Regions from separate parts of the Homo sapiens genome. Here region 1 is linked to region 2. A link is an interaction called in ENCODE POLR2A ChIA-PET data of the cell type or tissue named here. Cell type or tissue: IMR-90. All regions are shown on one strand. Links, peaks and the distances in the headings refer to the core of each region. The heading gives the core; the rest is flanking DNA.

Region 1 (12,149 bases), core at 1,842-9,841, 190 kb before region 2:
ATTTCTTATTATTTTGAGATTGAGTGGTATTACTAAAATTGTTTTTTAAAAAGAAATGCAGCTTTGTTTTACTCTTCAATATCAGCCACCTCAGTTTCTGAAGAGTAATTTAAGTACAGTGATAAAGAGCAGGAGTTCTAGAGCCAGATTACATAGATTTGATTTCTGCAAAACTGCCATTTACTAGCTGTGTGACCTTGGAAAAATTACTTAACTGCTCTGTGTCTCAGTTTCTTCATCTGTAAAATGGGTATAATAACGACCTCATAAGTTATTGTGAAAGTAAATGAATAATCCAAAAAGCTAATAGCACAAAGTGCTTGGGAAATATTAACCATCATCATCGTCATTACCTTATTTTTAATGACTTATAAGTAATTTATACAGTTAAATTATTTTATCAATCAAGATATATAAAACTATTTTCTTAGCTGGGCATGGTGGCTCACGCCTGTAATCCCAGCACTTTGGGAGGCCGAGGTGGGCGGATCACAAGGTCAGGAGTTTGAGACCAGCCTGACCAATATGGTGAAACCCCATTTCTACTAAAAAATACAAAAATTAGCCAGGCATGATGGCGCGTGCCTGTAATCCCAGCTACTCAGGAGGCTGAGGCAGGAGAATTGCTTGAACCTGGGAGGCAGAGGTTCCAGTGAGCTGGGATCACACCACTGCACTCCAGCTTGGGTGACAGAGTGTGAGACTCCATCCAAAAAAAAAAAAAATTATTTTTTCAAAGTGGTATTTTTCTAAAAGTAGTGCATTTAATCTTTTCAGTTAGTATAATATGCTGTCTTCTGTATTTTTATTGTAGTCATTTAGCTTTTCTTAGCTTTCAGGAGCATTTTATTACATCTCTACTACGTCAGTTAAGGCAGCCTGAGTGGCATTATTAACAGTTTTCCTTTTTTTTTTTTTTTTTTTAAATGTTGCTTAATGTAGTTTTAGGGAATTATACTTTTTCTAAAATTTTTTTCTGACATAAGTACCCTCTAACACTGAAAGGTTGTCCCCTCTCAACTGCATGCTGAATACTGGATCCTAGACTCTTGAGAGCTAAATAAAGTATATCTTTTAGCTGCAGTTTCATATTAAAAATGAATTTTTAACAATCTGCATATTTAGATGAAATATTAGGGAATAGTTACTAAATGTACAAAATGGTATAAGAAATGTATGTTCGTGTCCTCATTATACTCCATTCCATAAGGTAGTAAAATACTTGTCTGTTTTTCTTACAGAAGTTGATTCAAGTCAGTTGAGACGCCAGTTGTGTGGAGGAAGTCAGGCCGCCATAGAAAGAATGATCCACTTTGGACGAGAGCTGCAAGCAATGAGTGAACAGCTAAGGAGAGACTGTGGCAAGAACACTGCAAACAAAAAAATGTTGAAGGTGAATATATTTTTTCTTGAAAAATTATGAATATGTCAGAGGAACTAAAATGTAGTTTTGTGAAACACTGAGCAGTGTACCAGAAATTCTTGTTAGGGAACTGGGACCTGACCTTCCCCCTGGCTCCTTGCCCATCTGAGAGTGGAAATATTTGATGAAGTTAGGCAGTTCTGATCTACTGGAAAGAGCATTGGACTAAAGCAAAAAAAAAAAAAAAAAAAAAAAAAAAAAAAAAAAAAAAAAAAAAAAAAGGATTAAATCCCAGTGCTAGTGCTTATCAACATTGTGTGTCCTCGTTAACTTAGTTTCTTAGTTTTATTTTCTCAGCTGTAAAATCAGCAGTTACTAGGAGCAATGTGGGCGTGCAGATAAAACTATAGGTCTGAGATCTCATTTTAGTAAATGTTGTTCAGGTTTATAGCATTTTGGATGTATAACACATGGTTCTCATTTTGATGGGAATTAGTGAAGAATTGGGTCACTTTTCATGGCCAGAATAGTTAAAATACATTTTAAAGTCTCTTCTGGATTGTTGTCCATGAGCTGATAGGATGGATACAATCTAATTCAGTAAAGTAGCCACAGTTTTGTGTACCAGTTGAAGGTGGAGGGGCTTTCTCCTAACTTAAGTCAGCATTGCAGTTGTAGAGATGTACAGCTCTTTAACAGTTGGTTCATTGTAAACATTTTCTTCTGAATATTTTGGAAGAAGACTGAAATTAAAGGGGAGATGAATGCAGTGGCCTTGAGACTAATGTTTGGGTATGGTAGGAAAGGGCAAGCAAAAGATTCCTGCCGCTGTTTCTTCCTGACCTGGACTGAAAGTTAGTACAGGTTGAGTATCCCTAGTCCGAAAATCTGAAGTGCTCCAAAATCTGATACTTAAGAGTGCCGACATGATACACAAGGATATGCTCATTGGAACATTTTGGACTTTAAGATGAGAGATGCTCAATTAGTAATGTTTTAACATTTGAAAAAATCTGAAATCTGAAACATAGCACAAGTGTAGGACATAACATGCTTGCCTGGCCTAGGATGTGTTATAGAGCACCTCAAGTTAAAGGCATGCAATCTTGTATTTTCCCTAGCTGAGATGGGAAGTCAGGTGTATTTATCATACTTTGAACTTCATCTACTCCATAGTATAAAAACTGCTGTTTCTAGTGGTTACCCTGAGCTATCAAAAAAGTTAAATTATTTTTATGTTAGATAAAAAATAATTGATAATTGAAACAAGTTTAATTTAAAAAGTCAAATCAGGCCGGGCGCGGTGGCTCACACCTGTATTCCCAGCACTTTGGGAGGCTGAGGCGGGCGGATCATGAGTTCAAGAGATTGAGACCATCCTGCTAACACGGTGAAACCCCGTCTCTACTAAAAATACAAAAAAGTAGCTGGGCCTGGTGGCGGGCGCCGGTAGTCCCAGCTACTCAGGAGGCTGAGGCAGGAGAATCACTTGAACCCAGGAGTTCAGGTTCAGCCTGTGCAACATAGTGAGACCTTGCCTCTTAAAAAAAAAAAAATAGAAAAATGAGAAGAGTGGCATTGCTTTATATTTTTTTGTAAGTCTCTTTAATGCTTGGTTTAATAGGTGAGCTGTATTCGCATACAGACCAGACTGCCTTTAGTCTGTTGTGGTATCACATGTCTTGTGCCTCTGGAAAATTCCACTATATAGTCAGAGGAAATGAAAGAGAAAAGGGCAAGGAACATCTTAGTACTATTATACAAATAATTTTGACTTCACAGATCCCCTGAAAGGTTTTTGGACCCAGGTGTCCCTGAATCATACTTTGAGTACTGTTGTTTTAGGGCATATTTGGAAATAAAGAATTTTTTTTTTTTTTTAAGAATTCTTAAGACTTTTTTTACACTAGGTCATCTGACTTGGTTTTCTTTTTAAAACTTTATGCTAATTGAGCAGGATGAAATACCTTTGAAAATTTAAGATTATACTCCATTAGCTTACTTTGTGTTTGATTCTTATTTACATGAAGCTCAGAAGATGGCATTATATGGCCAATTCTCAAAGATATTCCTTGGTTATATACTGAATTGTGTGAAGATGTATCATCTTTATTTAAAGAGTATAGATGTCTTTGATTTTGCACCTCTAACTTCTAAGCAAATGCCAGCTACTTTCAGAGACTTTCTTAATACTCTGAGCTGCTTCCATCTCATTTCCCAAACTTATCTTGATCTAGATAGGGATAAGGTGAGCAACTGACCCACCTTATATATAAGTAGCCAAAGAACAAGGCCGGATGATTTGAGGGCAACATGAAGAGAAAACAGGTTTAGAAATCATTCCACTTCTTTTTGTCACTTCAGTTCACTTGTAATTGTAGCATTTTTTAAAATTGTAGCATCGTTTTTAGGTTTGCATAAACTTTGAGTCATGTGACTCAGAAGTTCATGCAAATACACACACACACACACACACACGAGAGAGAGAGAGAGAGAGAGAGAGACAGAGACATGAGAGAGAGAGATTGAGAGATTTGATTAATGTTGAAGGTCAGGTGGCACACTGTTTCTCTTGACCTTTTTCCTTTTAGTTTTTTCAAAGTCTTCTTTCCTCTTTTCCTGTTGTCTTTGTTCCTTATCTGCCTACGTCTTCCAGTGGCTCCCAAAAGAACTCTTGAATTGTTTGTTGAGCAGCTGTTTATTGAATTTTTGCAGTGTGGAGAGGCATTGTTGTAGGGACTGTGGAAAGTCCAGTATGAATGAACAGCCCCAGCCTGCAAGGACCCTTTAGTAACTGAAGTAGCAAGAGAACCATTTAGAGTCACCCTATTTAGAAACTGCTCCAGATTCTAAACCAAATATGAGTACAATTTGAAAATCCTACCTAAATGATGTCACATTTCCCTCAGAAGTTATTCCACTGAGGTAATGTTTTTTGCTTTAAAATAACCCATAATGCTACATATTTCAGGTATTTTCAGTTTTGTGCCTTAACTCCCATGTGCATGTATCTTAACTAGCTAATAACTGTAGTGACACTATTTTGTATTCTGTTTTGTCATAAGAATTTATTTCCTCCCAGTTTCTATGCATTATTTCCAATTATTTTTAAATAACTACACGAGGCTGGGTGTGGTGGCCCACATCTGTAATCCCAACACTTTGGGAGGCTGAGGCAGGAGGATTGCTTGAGCCCAGAAGCTCGAGGCTGCAGTGAGCTGTGATTGCACCACTGCACTGCAGCCTGGGTGACATAGCAAGACCCTGTCTCAAAAAAACAAAAAGGCTCAATGATATTTTATTGTTGCTGTATAGGTTTATTTCAACATTGCTCTGTTGTTGGATTTTTCCATTTGCTTTTATGTCAGATGCTTTAGTGAAATCTTTATACATGTATCTTTGTTTCTTAAATTATTCCACTGAGATAAATTTCTAGAAGTAGAATTGAGTCAAAGAATATGAACATTATTGTGGCTCTCACTGCATGTTGCTATACTGGTTTTCAGAAACCCTTTACCAACTTTTACCAGCAGTAATGAAGGAATGTACCAATGGCACTACTACATTAATGCTACTTTAGCGGGTTTAACATATGTTAGTATCTTAAAATTGCTTATTTGCATTTCTTTGGTTATCATCACCAGTTAACTTTTACAGCAGGCTTTAAACCATTAGTATTGTTTTGCCAGTTTCATTCATTTTCCTTTGTGAAGAAAGAATCAAGTCCTAGATGTTTACGACTGGGAGTTTGATGGTATAAACCATTTTTTATTTTTAAGGCTCTGTTAGTTTTGTTGCTTACAGCTTCACTCTACTTCCAAGCCATGTTTTATAGTGTTTTTGTGTGATCCTTCTAAAATTAAGTCTAATCCATATTGGTTTCCTTCATTTAAAACCTTATTTCCTTATTGGAAAAACTTGAAGCTTTTTAGTATGTTTTTTGGGGTATTTTAGCTCCTAACCCCTACCCATGTTTCCAACCATGCTTTTTTCTCCTTTCTCTCAGCCTGAGTTTGCATGTATTAAGTCAATAGTAATGTACTGTGTGTTATTTATTTACATGTAAGCCTTTTCTTGAAGCAGTGACTAGGTCCTGGTCATCACTGTATCCTCAATATCTGACAGCTGTATGTTGAACTGTACTGAAAATGAAATACCAGAGAAAAATTTTAGATGTTTTTTCTTCTTAACATTTAGATTGGTAACTAAAAGAATCTGCATCTTACTATTCACTGCCTCAGTTTGCTTCTCTAGATGATAGACATGATAACAACTTTAGATGATTATTGTAAGGATTAAATAGATGATCCATATTAGTGCCTAAAACACTTCTTCACACAATATTAGTGCACAATACGTTGTTGTCATTTTAAAGAACTTTTTCTCTGAGTTTTTAAACACTGCAGTGTAGTAGTATTTTTTTTTCCTTTAAGTTCCAGGGTACATGTGCAGGATGTGCAGGTTTGTTACATAGGTAAACGTGTGCCATGGTGGTTTGCTGCACTAGACAGTGTAGTCTTAATTTAAGATTTGGGAGTGCGACATTTCACATTTTCGGTGGTGTGTTAGGATGTAGGCTATGAATATAGTTTTGTACTTGAAGTTTTTGTTTACCAAGTATTCCTTGGAAAAATTGTTCAGTATTTCTTTTTAAATTTATCTGTACTATGGGTATGGTACCCTCATCAGATGGTTGTGGGGTAAATTAAGTCTTGAGCAAAGCTCAGTCCTTAAAAATAACGTGATTTTTTTTTTTTTTTTTTTTTTTTGGAGATGGAGTCTCTCTCTGTCGTCCATGCTGGAGTGCAGTGGCGTGATCTTGGCTCACTGCAGCCTCCGCCTACTGGGTTCAAGTGATTCTCCTGCCTCAGCCTCCCGAGTAGCTGAGATTAGAGGCATGCACCACCATGCCTGACTAATTTTTGTATTTTTAGTGGAGATGGGGTTTCACCATGTTGGCTAGGTTGGTCTTGAACTCCTGGCCTCAAATGATCTGCCTGCCTCTGCTTCCCAAAGTGCTGGGATTACAGGTGTGAGCCACCACACCCGGCCAAAAACAAAATAATGTGTTTGATTTGAGTTAGCTTTACAGGATAAAGGGTCATATATTCTTTCCATGGGTTGGGAAGTGTGGGTTGGGTTAGGGGCGGGAAGTAGAACCAAGTAGCTTTGTGGGATGCATAAAACATCTTCATTGCTGGAAGAAGCAGGTCTTGCTCTCAACAGGCATATGAATTATCTTCCTGTACCAAGCACCTGCATAGCTTCAGGGGATTCAAAATAGTATAGTAAATAATTTTTATCTTCAAAGAACTTCTATTGTAATTGGAGGAGAAAACTACCCAGAATGAAATACTCAGCAATATAAAACAATGGAGGAGCCATGTGTGTTTGCGTAGAGGCACGTGTATTCCATGCCTTGTGGTCTCAGACTGACTTCACAGCATTTCTTCATGGGTTATTCTTCTTTAAATCCACAATATTAGAGGCTTATTTGGATGAGAAAGGGCAAGAGTACAGTTAATCAGAAGCCTTTCCCCCACCTCTGCTTTCATAACACTAGTAAGATAACTAGAGAAATGATGGAAAATGGGTGTGGAATCTGGTTTTTTGAGCAGCTGAACCTAGGAGATGGTGCTCTTTAGGAATTTCAGTAGTCAGTATTTTCAAAGTGTTGTGTTCCTGAACTCACAAATTGACAGTTTCTGCAGCAACTCTCCATGTCTGCCTTCCAAATTGGTAAGAGTGTTCTGAATTTCTCTATTTTTATATTTGTATAATATTGCTCTGGATTAGGGTATTGACTTTTGGCATAATAATAAGACGTCATTTATTGAAAGATTAGAATGAACTGATACTGCTAATTTCATTTAGTCCTCATACAAATCTAGGAAATAGGGCCTCTTATAGTCCCCATTATGCAGTAATGAAACTGGCACTTAGATTGTCAATTGCCAAAGGCTACACAGCCAGTTAGTGGTGGAGCTTGGACTTGAAGCCAGTATCTGAAACCACCATTAGTATGTGCCTCCCATAGAAAGAAGACAAAAAATATAAAGTAGTTGTTTGAAAAGAAGACGACTGTCAGTCATTTTAAGTTTTGAAGAGGTGTGGCTTGAGATAGTTGGAAATACTGAATGCATAAACAGGTCCTGAAGGGCAGCCTGTTTAATTTTTTCATAACTGAATTTGAGAAGATGACATCCCAGTGAGATGTGTCCAGTTCCTAAATCTGTTGAAAAAAGGAAATGCAGACAGGCCCTGTCCTTTGACTGTCACATTCATATCAGTAGTAATAAATTGTGAAGTAAAACATCTGAATGTTTTGCCTTCCACTCTCCCTACACCAGTACTAGTTCATTCCTTTGAAATTTTTTTTTCCTGTTTTGTGTTTAGGGATGGGAGGAAGTTGAATGAGAATGGCTGTCCACAGGAAAAATGAAAATAAATTAGGCTTTGCTGCATAATTTAATGTTCAAAAATGTAGAGCGTCCCAGTGCTGGGAGTAAATGGGTTTAAAGTTTACATTATTAGTCTGTGCCTGGAAGCCATATTTTACCTCTCAACTTGGAAACATTTGTGAGCATAATAGTTGAACTATTTGAATTAAAACCAAATCGATGTGTTTTCAACAGGATGCATTCAGTCTACTAGCATATTCAGATCCCTGGAACAGCCCAGTTGGAAATCAGCTTGACCCGATTCAGAGAGAACCTGTGTGCTCAGCTCTTAACAGTGCAATATTAGGTAAGTAAAGCCAAATAAGGCACAATTTCAGTTAGATTCTCTGAAAATTTAAGAGAGGGTGTTTGTACTGGCATTTACACTTTGGTAAAATCATCAGGAAAATGTTTTCTATATTTTTAAAATATAAAAATACCTAAAATATAGAAACCCCCTCCTTTAATTCCAGATTCAAGTGGATTTAAATAGAATAAAAACAGTAAGATGGGGTACAACTTGGGATGTTTGGGAAATAGAAGTTTTTGTGTGCATGTATGTAAGCATTTCTGGTAGCCACGAATGTCTACTTCTCTCATTAGAATGAGAGATTTGGTGGTCCTTGTGTATAATTCAAAATACTACCCTACCAGAGACATTCCTTACAGCCCTCTTTAGTGAAAGGCATTTTCTGCCACTGATTTCTAGGCTAGGAATTGGGTGGCATTCTCTCGTTTGGCTGCTGTAGAAGGAATCGGAGAACGTTAAGAACATAGATTAATAATTGTCACAAGAGTTAGGCTAGAAGGGAACAGGGTACATTTGAAGAAAAGAGGTCAAGAAAGGTTTTGATGGAGAGAATGAAAATGGAAGTAAGGGAGTGAAGAGCTTGAATATCAGAGAAGCTCAAACTGATCCAGTAGAGGGCAGGATTCCTAGCTGGTCCTCCCCTGTTACCTGGTTCCCAACCATTTTGCTTGAGCTAAATTTGCAATGGGTAGCAGCAGCCTAAGCCACTGGTATCACAGCTCCCACCATGCTTATGAATATGGGCACAAGGGGCTTCCTGATGACTTGTGAGTACCCGGCAGGATCAAGCCTTGATGTCACATTCTATTTGCATTTATATTAGCCGGATTCAACTACATGCCCTTACCCAATAAAAAGGGTGGGTGAGGAAGAGAAAAGCAATTTAAAAGGCGAGGCTTAGCCAGGGGTGAGCATCAAGTGCGAAACGCTAATTCGATGTTCGTTTGGTTGCCATTCCTATGAGCAGCTCACTGTAGCGTTTGTGATTATAGTATTTATATACTGAACAAGTACTTTTTATATGAATTGTGTAACTGCACATATTGTGCATTTCTATATAAATGTGATAGGGTCGATTGTTTACATAAAACAAGTTTGAGTTTTGGGCAGTTCTCATCAAAGGTAATTTATATAAAGAGTGAGTTTTCATTTGACTTCAGAGTCTAATTCCCAGGTAATTGGGACTCCAGTCTAGTTTAGAAGTCTGTGCTGTGCTGTTTGGCCCTGCAAGGTTCAGGGACTTTTAGTCACATATTTCAAACTAGTTTAGGAAGATGAGGGCAGTGCCACAAAAAGTAGATTAAAGAGTAGTTTAGATAGGGAGACTTGCAATGAGGGCCAGGACTCTTACAGCAAGAATGTAAAGGAAGCAATGAAAAGCATTCATATTTAAGACTCAGTCTGTTTCTTTGCCCTTAGAAAATTTATTAATTTGTTAAGGACCAATACTGAAGTTTGGGAATAGGAGTAGTGTCCTCAGTGTTGTAGTTCTCCGGAATTTAGGATTTGTATATAAATGTGAATTTTCTTTGGTTAATGTGTTATATTTTCATTGGTTCTACAAAATTCATTTAGCTCCGTTGGTAAAAGTAACTTAGTAATAATGCTGGAATTGTAAGGAAAATTATGGTTTACTATAAATGTCTTTTTGAAGTTATATTGTAGGTAATCATTAAGACCTAATTATTAGATGATACTAATCTTTAAAGTGACCAGTTTTCTTACAATTTAGTTTCTTGAGTTCTTCAAGGGAATTTAATTGTTGAGCACCATTATCTATAGACACATATACTCTTACATATTGTGCTATATTATGTAGATTCAGCCATAAATAGTGCTTAATCTTATTAATATAAATGTATGCGATTCCTGTAAAATTAATGACACAATTATTAAACTGCTATAGATGGGCATGTATATGTTTATAAATACCATGCTATATTATGTAGGTCCATCTATATAGTGTTATGAAAATTTCATACATCCAAAAAAGTTAAAGATGCATCGCCAGATGCTTCCTTTGGCCAAAATAAAATTAAAAAAATATTCCCTGTAGATGTTTGTCTTTGAGCACGGTCTTCCCTGTGAACCCTCAAGACACCACACTTTCTCATCAATCTATGTGCCCTTTTTTGCACACGTTTATTCTTAATCCTGTTTTTGTTTTCTCTTCTACCTTTAAGTCCTGAATTTGCTTCTTTCTGATATTGTGCTTTTTCCCTTTTGGAAATTTCCTCTTCTTTCTTCCACCATCAAATTGCATCCTCTGAACCAAGAGTGGAGTTAAACCATATGAAGCCTTCCTAGCCATGTGTCAACTGTTTTTGCCCTTTGTTGTCAACTGTGCCTATAAAGAACTGATTAGTAATTTTATTGATTAGTTTGGACATTGCCTTCTCATAAAGAGAAATTACCAGCTTCTGAGTCTGGCCACTTTTACCATTAGTTCATTTTTTTCCATCTCTGGCAAGGAACAAATTTTGTTAATTATTGCATTTGTACTACAAATGTCTGACAAAGAAACTTATGATATGCAGGACCCTGAAAATTTATTGGCATTTTTTTAAATGTCTGAACTGTCCACTGTAAATTAGCACCTCCAAAACTGTGGGGTGGCTCTGCTGTATGTTCTCTCACTGTCACCACCACCACTTACTCCCCACCAGCCCAAATAACATTACCTATATATGCCTTGGAGATGGCTAGGCAGCCTGTTTGGTCCTATCCACAGAGGTGGAAGAACCCATCAGTGGAAACTTGTAATGAAAACCTGGTGCCTTTTTTAGTTTTAGTTAGTATCAACTGACTTTGATCAACCAGAAGGGAAATAATTCCTTACTCTCCACTCCAAATATCAGATAAAAAATTGTACCTTTCCCATCATAGTTAATATGGAAGTATTTTAGTATCTGATACTTTAAAAGTCTGATTCTGCCAGAGTTTATCTTATAGTTGAATACACAATACCCACACTACCTTGTCAGAATAGTATGTCCAAGGCGGCATCTGTCTTTTGCTTAGAAACCTTCATTTGCTGATATTTCAGAGTGGTATGGGAGTGGTAGTTTTTAAAGTCATTGCAGTATTCTCCTGATTGAAATGTTTTTTAAAATGTCTTGCTAATTGCTGTTCTCATTTTTAAATTATTTTTCCTCAGAAACCCACAATCTGCCAAAGCAACCTCCACTTGCCCTAGCAATGGGACAGGCCACACAATGTCTAGGACTGATGGCTCGATCAGGAATTGGATCCTGCGCATTTGCCACAGTGGAAGACTACCTACATTAGCTATGCATTTCAAGAGCTCACACTTATATTGTGGCATATAGTCAACATGGAAGTAGACCAGCTCTGCTGATTTGAAATTTAGATTTTTTAAATTATGTACTGGGGACAGGTTTTTGTCGCTTTACATTGCTTCCTAGTTTACAGCATGATGCAAATGATTTTCTAACTTAGTGTTAGGAGAAATTATTTTCCATCTTTAACCTCTTAGTTGTCTAAGAGTTAAATATTACTGAATTTCAGACGTTCAAATTGATCATCACAAATCCTTTAAAACAATTACCTAAAAGAAACCAAAAATCCTGCCTTCTTTGTGGGGGAGGGGGGAGAGAGGGGAAGGAAATGGAACAAGTTGTGTTTGTGTTAGCATGTGGGTGATGTAAACTTCAAATTGGGAGATGTTCCGACCCCCACTCCCATATAAGCATTCAATCAGTGTAACTTGCAAAATGCATAAACATCCGACAGTTTGAATTTATAGTGTTGATGGAAGAAATCATTTTTAATGTGTACTGTAAAACTTGAAATACTCAGGAGCTGAGTGAATATGTTTGTTGCTACTTACAATCCCGACCTGTTAGTCCCAGTAGTTTTGTTTTAACATGGTCTTTTTCAACTTTGTTTCCTGTTTAACTACAGATGACTTCTGTTGTAGACTCACAAGTTTAACTGTTGTATTATAACAGTATTACATGTCAACGGTGTGGTTATGACCTTTATTTATATAAAAACCAAATATTTAGTCAATTTA
Region 2 (12,149 bases), core at 2,783-10,782:
TTCCCTGCCTCTGTTCAGGGCACCACGAGTGCCCCCTCCATCCCTCCACCCAGGCACACACCAGAGACTTGGAAGCCATGCTAGATGTCCACCTCCCTCCTCCCTCCAAATCCACCCCAAATTCTACCACCTCCATTCTCTCCACTGTGGCCAGTAATGCCCAATGCTTCCAGTGACTCCATTTCACCCTCAGGATAGAGTTCCAGCCCTCCTCAGCCCTCTGTGCCTCTTTCATCCTCACCTCCTACCCTCAAATGTTTGAGGCTTTATAACTCTGTTCTCTTTACTTTTTTGATTGATGCCTTTTCCCTAATGACTTTGCTTTGACTGGAAAACTCTTTTTTTTTTTTTTTTTTTTTTTTTTTTTTTGAGAAGGAGTCTCGCTCTGTCACCCAGGCTGGAGTGCAATTGCACGATCTCAGCTCTCTGCAACCTCTACCTCCCGGGTGCAAGTGATTCTCCTGCCTCAGCCTCCCAAGTAGCTGGTATTACAGGTGCCCACTACCATGCCTGGCTAGCTTTTTTTGTATTTTTAGTAGAGATGGGGTTTCACCATGTTGACCAGGCTGGTCTCAAACTCCCTAACCTCAAGTGATCTGCCTACCTCAGCCTCCCAAAGTGTTGGAATTACAGGCGTGAGCCACTGCACCCAGCCTCAGAATATCTTAAGTTCATATTTTAATATCTTAAAGGTAAAATGAGTTCACTAGGATGGGCCCTGATACACCATGTCGGATGTTCTTATAAAAAGGGGGGAATTTGGACATAGACACACAGAGAGAGCACCAGCACCTGACTTGCAGGCTGATGCATCTACCAGCCAAGGAATGCCAACGATTGCCAGCAAACTACCAAGAGATAGGAGAGAGGCCTGGAGCAGATTTTCCTTTACAACCTTAAGAAGCATCCAGCCCTGCCCACACCTTCATCTCAGATTTCAGCCTCTAGATCTAAGACAATAACTCTGTTTATTGAGCCACTTGCTTTGTGGTCCTTTCTTACAGCAGTCCTAGGACACTAATAAGCCTTCTGACACCGATCTTCTGTGATCTTTTGGGATGGTGGTGAAATCAGCGGATTGTTTATTTTAACATCTAGGAGATCAGATAGGTTCCAAAAGCATCCCTTACAGATGAGCCCATTTTTGCCAATACTTATTGTTACTTAGAGCTGGATGGACTCAGAATTGGGGAAACCATCTCTGTTTTGGACACCTAGAAGATGGGCAGAGAAATGACTGGTGGGGATGAAGGATGTTGTTGCTGCCAGTTGGTGAAAGGAGAAAAGGCTCAAATATGTGCTTCTGATCTCTAACATCCCTTTCCACCATCAGCAGGACAGATGAGTGGGATCACATCGGCCCTTACCCTTTTTCTTGGGATCCCTGCTTCCATGCAAGGCTCCCCTTGCTGTAGCTGGTGGCCACTTGCATACATGTGCTTGGGGCAGTGGATGTGGCCTACACGTGTGATTCGCTGCCAGTGTCAGGGGTGTGTTTGCTGACGCTGCTTGATAAGCCACTTTAGGATTAGCAGGTGGCCAGAGTGGGCCTGGTGTATCCCTTGGCTGTTGCTCAGACTCTCCCGGCTTCACCATGTCCTGTGTCTGAATCCCAGGCTCTTTCCAGGCTTTTCAGGATGTGGATCCTCCCCACACTGTAACAACCTCCAACCTAGAGATCACAGCCACCAGTCGATATAATTAATGACCCCAGTGGTCCCCCGGGTTCTAACACATACAGTTCTCTGTCTTGATGCTTTCCCCCTCATTCTCCTGGGGCAGCCTGGGCATGCTGGTTCTTAGGATTCAGTTTTGGGAATTGCAAGTGTACAGGCCTGTGTTTGGAGGTTTTAAAGGTGATTTGAAACAAATTCCATTTAATGATGTGGCTATTTCAAAAGCCTGTCCCTGTCACATTAGAATCCCCAGAGCTGCAGCTTTGTTAACTTTCAGTTTGTTATTGGGCTAGGAATGGGCTGTGATTATTAGCAAAGTGGACAGAACAATTGGTTCAGACTCCAGCATGGTGGTTTTGAGATCCCGTCTCCCTCTGCTAGTCTATTTTTGACCCTGCCAGCATCATTTTTTTCCTTTTGAGGTTGAATAAACAGACATTCTCTAACCTTCCTCCTGCCACCCAGCACTCTCCTTCTGATCAAGGTTGACACATTTAGCCCACTCTGTGGTGTGATGCTCTATGAAAAGATCAGACCTACATTGTGGCGTCCACCTGAGAGGTGTAGGACAGCTGAGGTTGGACGTCTGGACTGTGCAACCCAGCAGGACAAGCCTGTGTCACACATGGCCAGAAGCTATTGATCTCTTGAAGATTAGTCCTGAGTTTTACTTGGTTTGTGTGTCTTCTAAGTGGCAGCATTAAGCTTTCTTGTTTTAGAGCAAACCTCTTGATTCTGCAGAAATAAGGGAAAAAATGTTGCCTTTCTTTTGAAAGCAAGCCTGTTAAGAAGAACAGAGATGCCAGACCCAGCTGTCTTTTCCTCCTGGTTCTTTGGCTGTAAGAATCTTCTTCCCACTTCAGAACCATACTTGGAGGGGAAAGAAGCCAGGCATTGCCAAATGACGAGATCTGTTTGTCCTTGGCTCTGGATAATGTGAAACAAGAGCTTGTTTCCCTAAATAGTTTTAATTCTATGGCTATTCTGATAGGGAAACGGTGGGATTGGATCTTGGTCTCTTCAGATTGAGGGCCCAGTACAAGTACAGAACATTATTACTGTGATCGATAGGAGATTATAGCCATGGGCAGTCTCTGGAACTCATTTATATGCATATTATTTCCTTAGTAATCAAATATGAATCTGAGAAGTGGTGCTCAACGAGCATCAGGAAATCTGGCTCCTGATGAAGACAGGAGTTGGTGAACATCTGCAAGCTTGGAAGGCTGCCAGCCGATACCTTCACCGGAATGCTAACTCCTCCCTCCTCCCTGTTCAGCCTCGGCGCCTGTGGCTGGCTGCTGAGCCCTCTTCCTTTGCCGTGTTTAGTCCCTGCCAGTGTATGCAGAAGTTGGTGTGTTACTGATCATTAATGTGGTGTTATTGCCAGACTGGTATTTGTATTCTCAATCAATTTCCTTTAGAAGGGGATTCATTTAATACTTAGAGGGGGTTGATTTTTATGGTGGAGCTGGGGAGATGAAAAGATACATATTTAATTTTTATGTTTTTAATTAACATATAAAAATGGTATATATCGATCATATACAATGTGTTGTTTTGCAATATGTATAGGCTTACTTTGGAGAATTGTGGGTGCGGTTCCAGGCCACTGCAATAAAGCAAGTCAGACACATTTTTATATTTCTCAGTGCATATAAAAGTTATGTTTACACTACACTGTAATCTGTTAAGTGTGCAGTAGTATTATGTCTAAAGAACAATGTACATACTTTCATTAAATTTTTTTTATTTTTAAGTTTCCAGTTACTTAGACATAAAACGTTCTATATTAAATATTAAATAATTGAAATTCAATCCCAATAAAAATATTGAACATAAATATAAAGCACGTGAACATATATTTTCATTAGGATAAAGAATTTTCCAGATTTTTTTTAAACTCTAGAGAAAGGTTCTTTTTTTTTTAACAGGAGCATGTGTATATTTGTTAGCTAGGTAAACTCATGTCACAAGGGTTTGTCATACAGATTATTTTGTCACCCAGATACTAAGCTTAGTACCCAATAGTTTTTTTTTTTTTTGCTTCTCTCCCTCCTCCCACCCTCCACCCGTAAGGAGACCCGCGTGTCTGTTGTTATCTTCTTTGTGTCCATGAATTCTCATCATTTAGCTTTCACTTGTAAGTGAGAACATGTGGTATTTGGTTTTCTGTTCTTGTGTTAGTTTGCTAAGGATAATAGCCTCCAGCTCCATCCATGTTCCCGCAAAATACATGATCTCATTCTTTTTTATAGCTGCATAGTATTCCATGGTGTTTATGTACCCCATTTTCTTTACCCAGTCTGCCATTGTTGAGCATTTAGATCGATTCCATGTCTTTGCTGTTGTGAACAGTGCTGCAGTGAACATTTGTGTGCATGTGTCTTTATGGTGGAATGATTTAGATTCCTCTGGGTATACCCGTAGTGGGATTGCTGGGTCCCAAATATTTTAATTTGCTACAAAATGCGAATGATCATCTGAGCCTTGAGCAAGTTGTAATCCTTTTGCCGGTAGAGGGTCCTGCCTTGATGTTGATGGCTGCTGACTGGTTAGGGTGCTGGTTGCTGAAGGTTGGGGTAGCTGTGATGATTTTTTTTTTTTTTTTTTTTTTAAGACTGAGTCTTGCTCTTGTCGCCCAGGCTGGAGTGCAATGGTGCAATTTCTGCTCACTGCAACCTCTGCCTCCTGGGTCCAAGCAATTCTCCTTCTTCAGCCTCCCGAGTAGCTGGGATTACAGGTGCCCACCACCATGCCCAGCTAATTTTTGTATTTTTAGTTGAGACGGGGTTTCACCATGTTGGCCAGGCTGGTCTCGAACTCCTGACCTCAAGCGATCCACCCACCTCAGCCTCCCAAAGTGCTGGAATTACAGGCATGAGCCATCGTGCCTGGCTGGCAATTTCTTAAAATAAGACAATGATGAAGTTTGCTGCATTGATTGATTGATTTCCTTTCAAGGAAGATTTCTCAATATCATGTGATACTGTTTGATAGCATTTTACCCACAGTAGAACTTCTTTCAAAATTGGAGTCACTCCTTTCAAATCCTGCTGCGCCTTTATCAACTAAGTTTATGTAATATTCTAAATCCTTTCTTATCATTACAACAGTGTTCAGAGCATCTTCAACAGGAGTAGGTTCTATCTCAAGAAACCACTTTCTTTGCTCATCCATAAGAAGCAGCTTCTCATCCATTCAAGCTTTATCATGAGATTGCAGCAATTCAGTCACATCTTCAGGCTCCACTTCTAATTCTAGTTCTCTTGCTATTTCCATCACATCTGCAGTGACTTCCCCCACTGAAGTCTTGGATCCCTCAAAGTCATTCATGGGGATTTGAATCAATTTCTTCTGAACTCCTGTCAATGTTGATATTTTGACCTCTTCCCTTGAATCACTAATGTTCTTAATGGCTTCTAGAATAGGGAATTCTTTCCAGAAGGTTTTCAGTGTACTTTGCACAGATCCTTCAGAGGAATCACTATCTATGGCAGGTATCATTTTACAAAGTATATTTCTTAAATAATAAGATTTGAAAGTCAAAATTGCTCTTTGATCCATGGGCTACAGGCATGAAAACAACACTCATCTCCTGGGACATCTCCATGAAAGCTCTTGGGTGACCAGGTGGATTGTCAATAAGCAGTAATGGTTCGAGAGGAATCGTTTTTTCTGAGTAGTAGCTCTCAACAGTTGGCTTAAAATATTGTGCTGTCATCCAAGCTTCGTTGTTCCATGTATAGAGCACAGGCAGAGTAGATTTAGCATAATTATTAAGGACTCTAAGACTTTTGGAATGGTAAATGAATTTTGGCTTCAACTTAAAGTCACCAGCTGCATTGGCCCCTAACAAGAAAGTCAGCCTGTCCTTTGAAGCTTTGAAGCCAGGCATTGACTTCTCTCTAGCTATGAAAGTCCTAGATGACATCTTTTTCCAAGAGATGGCTGTTTCATCTACATTGAAAATCTGTTGCTTAGATCACTATGTTTCATAATACCAGTAATGAAAAAGTCTGAAATATTGTGAGAATTACCAAAATGTGATAGAGAGACATAAAGAGATCGCATGCTATTGGAAAGATGGTGCTGATAGACTTGTTTGACGCAGGGTCGCATAAACCTTCAATTTGTTTAAAAAAATGCAATAGCTGAAAAGTGCAATAAAGCAAAGCACAATAAAGTGAGGTGTGCCTGTATATACTGTGGAATGGCTAAGTCAAGCTAATTAACATAAGCAGTACCTCACATACAATGTTCAGCATCCTTTCATTATAACGATTAGAAAAAAAATTGATTCCCGGCCTTGGCCACTGTCTGTATGGAGTTTGCATGCTCTCTCCGTGTCTGCCTGGGTTTTCCCCAGGTGCTCTAGTTTCCTCCTACATCCCAAAGCTGTGTTATTAGGAGAATTGGCGTGTCTACACAGTCCCCATCTGAGTGAGTGTGGGGGTGTGTGTGTGGGTGTGTCTGGCCATGGGATGATATCCTGTCCAGGGCTGGTTCTCTCCTTGTATCCTGAGCAGCCAGGACAGGCTGCAGCCACACATGCTCCTAAACTGGAATAATTGGGTAAATGATTATCTTACTTGTTTTTGTTAATCTTTCTTAAATATGTATCTATCTATCTATCACATTTACTTCAGTATTTAATATTATAAGTGTTTTGGGTGTTTATTTAGAAGTTTGGTGATATTTTTGTGACCAGAAATATGCCATAGGAACTTAACTCTTGTTTATATCAATTAGTCTATGTCAAATTGGTTTCACATTGGTATGTTGTTATACCAATACAATATACTCAATATACTTTAAGTGCAAAGTTGCAATTTCCAAGAACGTATTGATGAAGGGAGAACTTACTATTCGTAACATTTATTTTTGCAGTGAGACTAGTTCAAAATCTACTATCTTACCAATTTTCAGGAAAAGATACATTTTTTAACACAACGTATGAAATCGGACAGAACCCTAAATTCAGTTATTTTCTCCTTTTTGTTGGGTGTTTATCTATGTGATGCGTAAGTTACGTGTGCCACATTTCGTTTGAAAGAGATTTATCACTTGCAATGATCTCAGATTTGTCATTTTATAGGGAGTTTTTCACCCCAAACCCCACTCATTTAGAAAGAAGAAAAGTCAGAGCCCATAGGTGTGTGCTGGCAGCGTGGATGTGGGAGGATGAAGAAGGGCAGATGTCCAGGGTGGACCCTCATGCACCTTCAGAGCTGGAGGGAGGTCTCAGAATCCAGAAATAAACTTGGGCCCAGTGTGGGCACCGCACTACCCTAGCTTCTGTGGGAAGGGCTGGGGAAGGAGATCTTACTGTTAAATGCTTATTGTACCAAATTATATCAACCTTAGTAGATGTGGACTGTGAGATGACTTCTTCACGATGATCTGATGGACTTTTAGGTTAGCAGATGAAGTAATCTGTGTAATAGGCCAAACCCTATTCTTTTTATTCCCATCCATCTGAATACACAGCTGATTGCAGCAGTTCCTTCTGTCTGTGGGGAGGAACAGTAGGAGAAGAGCAGTGGAGAATGTATCCAGAGCAGGACAGACACACACCAGGGAAATTTTGGCAAAGCTGGGGCTTTAAAAATAACAAAATAAGCACTATTTTAAAGTATTTAAAGAGCTCTGCATTTCTTGAAGTGAACTAGGGATGTTAGGGTAATTACCCAACTACTGTTTACATTGAAAGCTGTTCTCTGATTTAATAGGAAACATATCTGGTTTTGATTTCTGAAAACATCTGGTAGCAAAATTGCTGCCAGGAGACCCAGCCAGTCCTGAAATGGGAGGAAGTCCGAACTCTTGGTTTTCTAGCGATGAGGAGTGCTGCCCAAAGCTAGGGCTCTGAGAGCAGTCATCGTAGATGGACTGATTACAGTCCAGGAGGTGTACATGGTTCACAAATAAAGAATTCATGTTGGCCACACACGGTGGCTCATGCCTGTAATCCCAGCACTTTGGGAGGCTGAGGCTGGTGGATCACCTGAGGTCAGGAGTTCGAGACCAGCCTGGCCAACATGGTGAAACCCTGTCTCTACTAAAAATATACAAAAATTAGCTGAGCGTGGTGGTGGGTGCCTATAATCCCAGCTGCTTGGGAGGCTGAGGCAGAAGAATTGCTTGAACCTGGCGGCAGAGGTTGCAGCCAACTGAGATCGCGCCATTGCATTCCAGCCTGGGTAACAAAAGCAAAACTCCATCTCAAAAAAACAAAAAAAAAAGAACTAATGTTAACCCTTAAATGGAAAGACCTGGCACTCCGTGGAAGAACTGAACAGCCTGGAATGCTAGGATTGATCAAGCTTGGATATCCTATAACAATTATCATTGATTGCCAACATCCAGTATTCTTAATTTCAGCTTTAGGGCAGTATAGGGCAAGCAGTCAAGGTCTCAGGTTCTGGGATTAGAGAGGCCTGGGTTCAAATCCTGTCTCCTCTACTGACTTGCTTTTGTGCAGTGGTTCTTAGTCTTTGCTGCACATTAGAATTGCCCGTGAAATTCTTAAAACTCTGGATGCCCAGGCTGTATCCTAGAGCAAGGGTGTAACAGTCTCTAGGGGTGAATCATAGACATTGGTGTCTTTGAAAGTATTCTCCCTTCTTCTCACCCTGGGTAAACATGTTGAGAGCCACTGTTTAAGACTTGAAAAGTTTCATAGCTCAATAGTGGAGTTTCATCATCTAGAAATTGGGGATAGTATTATCTAACATACATGTTTCCCATGAAGATTAAAAGAGATAATACATGCATGGTGATTAGTCCACTGCCAGGACATAGTAAATGCTCAGTAAATGACAACCAACATCCCCAGCTCAGCTTCTTGAACTCCTGGCCTCAAGAAATCCTCCTGACTAAGCCTTCTGAGTAGCTGGGTTACAAGATGAGCTACTGTGCCCGGTGAGCTCAGTTTCTCTACCTGCAAAGAAAACTTCTGAAGTGCAAATGTGGTGGTTCCCACATATGCTAGAAGGGAGGCAAGGGAATGCAATTCTTGCATTTGTTTGACAGAGACAGTCAGATACTCTAAGCCTATGGTGTTGTTGCAGAGAAGCATTGAGGGAAATGGCTGAGCATCAGAGCCTCTTCTGACAACTGTGCCACTTTCTTAGACCTACAGGTACACCCAAATCCACTTGAAATTACAGAAACACATTATCTTCTTTCAATTTTCAGTTGTTTGTTCCTAGATTCTCCTTCTTATTGTGATAAGTTTTTAAAATGTGACTTTATTGTAGTGTTAGACAAGGGGCAGTCTTGAGAAAATTAAATGTGAGGAAGGTTTGGGGAATGTACCCCTAACCTTCTATCTAGTACATCTAGACCAGTTAATCCCTGAGTACCCTGATTGCAGAGATGGATGTTTCTAGACATGAAATAATGCAAATTGGCTTTCATTTCTATGATTCTGTTCTCATTCACTGGTATAAAATCATGTCTACTTATAGGATATCAATTTCTGTCAATGTTTCATAAGTATTAATTATAAAATCCATTGTGTCTGGATTAACAATTCTGCTCTCAGAACATTACCAGCTAACACCTTCACCTAAGTACCAGCTCCAGTACAGATTCACTTATTCAGGGGTTTTTACTGGCATTTATTAGTGCTAGGATGTTCACCACTGGGCTGGGGTATGGACTTCAGACCTCAGAAGGTTTGGGTTGAATCCTAGATCAGTACTTCGTCACTGAACCTTGGTTTCTTTATCTATAAAATGTTAACAGTGGGTGTTCATTTTACAGGGTGATGGGTGATGACGATTAGAGATGATATAAATAATATATATGTTGGGTCCATTATAAGTGCTCAGCAGTGTAGATGAATATATATTAATATTAATATATTACTAATTGAGAGACTAGTCATTCAGTTTTTCAAATTTAATTGTTTTCATGCATTTTTGAGAAGGTATAATTTTACATTCAGAGATGGTACTGAATTTTCTGTGAGGCTTGGGAACTACTCTTGAGTGGTTACAGGCTATAGTAAAAGTCTGTGTGTGATTACAATTAGCTTTCTTTGTAAAGAGGGTAATTGCATCCTCAGTTCCTCAACATTTTTGTTGCCTTCTTGCCTTCCATGTTGAAATGAACTTCCCTTTCTCTTCATTCTTATGTAAACACAATGCACACAGCTTTTGTATTCTAAGTTTTAACAGAAGATCACAACTGTGCACTGGGGGTATTCAGGGCTGGGTTCATCAATACTAAATCTTCAAAATCTCACTTTGGAATGGAAGAGGAGGCTCAAATTAGTGTATGCCCTTCGATCCTCCCCAAGTTCTTTGTGTGTAGCCTACTAAACCCTTCATCACATAACATCGCCATTTGGCATTTATATGCCTCATCCACTAAATTAAATAAATGAAATAACATGTTAAAAAGTGTGCACTGAATGCTAACCACATAGTTTGTATTTTTCTTTGTCTTTCTTTCCATATTTTATTTTATTTTTCTTCCTTCCTCCTTTACCCATTTTCTCCCTCAGCATTTTATTTCTCTGTAACCCCAGGGCCCAGCACAGCATAGCTGAAATAGATGTTTGCTGAACAAAGAATGAGTAAAGTATCTTTACTCTTGCAAACTCAAGTGCACCAGTAATGATTTCTGTCTGGTATATGGCAGTGTGCTGACCAGACATAGCAGTGACTGCCAAAGGTCATGATCAGTATTTTGGCCCATGGTGTATGCATTGCTGTATATCTATACACATCCATCTGTTACATGATTGCTAGAGGGTGGGTTTGTCTTTTTGAATGGGCTGATTATAAGAGGTTTGAACTAAAAAGGCACCAGTACTTTAAAAACAATGATAGCTGTTCTGCCCAACATAGTAGCCGCTAGTCACAAGCAATTATTTACATTTAAATTAATTAAAAGAAGATAAGATGAAAAATTCAGTTCCTCAGTTGCACTAACCACATTTCAAGTCCTCAGTGGTCACATGTGGTTAGTGGCTTCCATATTGAACAGCACAGATAAAGAGCAATTCTAGCCTTGCAGAAAGTTCTATTGGCTGCATGTGAGGGAGTGTGGAGGGATTTCAGGTGACTTTTAGAGTTAAGAGGGTCCTACTCAAGCCTGTCTCCTACATTTGCTGTGGTTAGAGAAAGGATGATTTCAAAGATAAAATCTTCAGCGAGGCTTGGTGTGTCATCAAGGGAACTCGATGATGGAGCAGGGAGAGGCAGAAACCCAATACCAGGTTGGGTATTGGGAGAGCTTTGAGAGCAGGGAGAGGCTTTGAGGGTAGAACTTCCTGACTTTTCATCATTGCCTTCACCAAGACCCACCTCATTTGGGTCAGCCTTTCCCTTTTTCTCATACCTTACTCACACTTTCCCTCTGAAAGTGGTTTTAGGAGATAAACACAACTTGGCCAAGGGATATCCAGGCCCTGCTTTCCCAGAGCCTCTGAGGCTGATGCCGTTGGACCAGCAGCTTGGCCTGGGGCTGTCCATATGAGCTGGCTCTGCACAAAGCTCTGAACTGGAGTTCTGAATGAACACAGTGCCTTTGATAGAATGTCACATAAAATGATCTCGCTTCATATTTCTCAGGCTAGCCAAGCCTTTTATAGGAGTAATCCGATAGCTCATCAATCATTTTCTCATATACGAAATGGAGAAAATAAAGCCACAGAATGATTAAGTATGTGCCCAGCAATTCAGCAATAGCGGTCAAGGTGAAAATCGTCACCCTTCACCTTTGCAAATCGACTTGTGGAAATTCATTTAGCTACATTAGCACAACTATTTATTGCAGCATTGGTTATAATACTGAATAACTGGAAACACCATATGTGTCTATGTAAATAGGGGAATGGGTTAAGTGAATTGTGTCATATTAATACAACACACTATTATGCAGCCTATAAAACCATAATTTAGATTTGCATATGCTGATATGGAAAGATCTCTAAGATACAGTAAGTGAAAACTTAATATGTGAAATTGAATGCAGAGCATGATCCATTTGTGTTAATTATGTTTAAAAGATAGATATTCTAGGAGAATATATAAGAAACTTTTACAACTGTTTTATTTGGGGAATGAACAGGAGTTGGCAAGGGAAAAACTTAATTTCATTTTATTTCCTACTGTAGTGTTAGACTTGTTTTAACAAGGAACATATTCATGTTTTACTTTCATTTTTAAATTAAAGTTTATTTATGTGCTTTCAAAATTTAATTTTTAAAAACATGTTTGTATACTTTTAGCTCAGGTAATACACACATGTGATTCAAAATTCAAAGGTACAAAAGAGTAAAGTATGAAATGTTAATCTTCCTGTTTCTCCATCCTCTGGTCACCCAACTCCCCTTCTTGGAGAAACCACTGTTACTCCCCGATAACAGAGATGAATGTTTCTAGAAGTCAAGAACGCAAATTGGGTTTCATTTCTGTGATTCTAGTATCTTGTAAATCCTTCCAGATATTCTACTCA

What was found. ChIA-PET counts read pairs that join two places held together with the same protein. Peaks named below come from ENCODE experiments on the same cell type or tissue, not always from the same donor. Only the 100,000 strongest peaks of a DNase experiment are listed, where the experiment ranks them.
Region 1: POLR2A ChIA-PET joins it to region 2 with 5 read pairs; 3 of 35 experiments call an interaction of 5 or more read pairs at or near these places.

The regions. Positions count from the first base shown.
Region 1 is chr6:13,621,614-13,633,762 of GRCh38, reverse strand. RANBP9 (RAN binding protein 9) reads left to right here. Exons shown (of 14, transcript NM_005493.3): 12 at 1,242-1,393; 13 at 7,999-8,110; 14 at 11,271-12,149. The coding sequence ends at 11,401. NOL7 (nucleolar protein 7) reads right to left here. Exons shown (of 8, transcript NM_016167.5): 8 at 12,051-12,149. Among named protein-coding and RNA genes, the nearest start is that of NOL7, 12 kb to the right of the region's middle. In IMR-90, for the core only: a CTCF peak has its summit at 8,720 (motif pointing right); no DNase peak of the experiment used is centred there.
Region 2 is chr6:13,435,961-13,448,109 of GRCh38, reverse strand. All of the region lies in intron 1 of GFOD1 (Gfo/Idh/MocA-like oxidoreductase domain containing 1), which reads left to right. Among named protein-coding and RNA genes, the nearest start is that of GFOD1-AS1, 44 kb to the left of the region's middle. In IMR-90, for the core only: no CTCF peak of the experiment used is centred there; DNase peaks (open chromatin) are centred at 2,899 and 7,439; H3K27ac peaks cover 500 bases.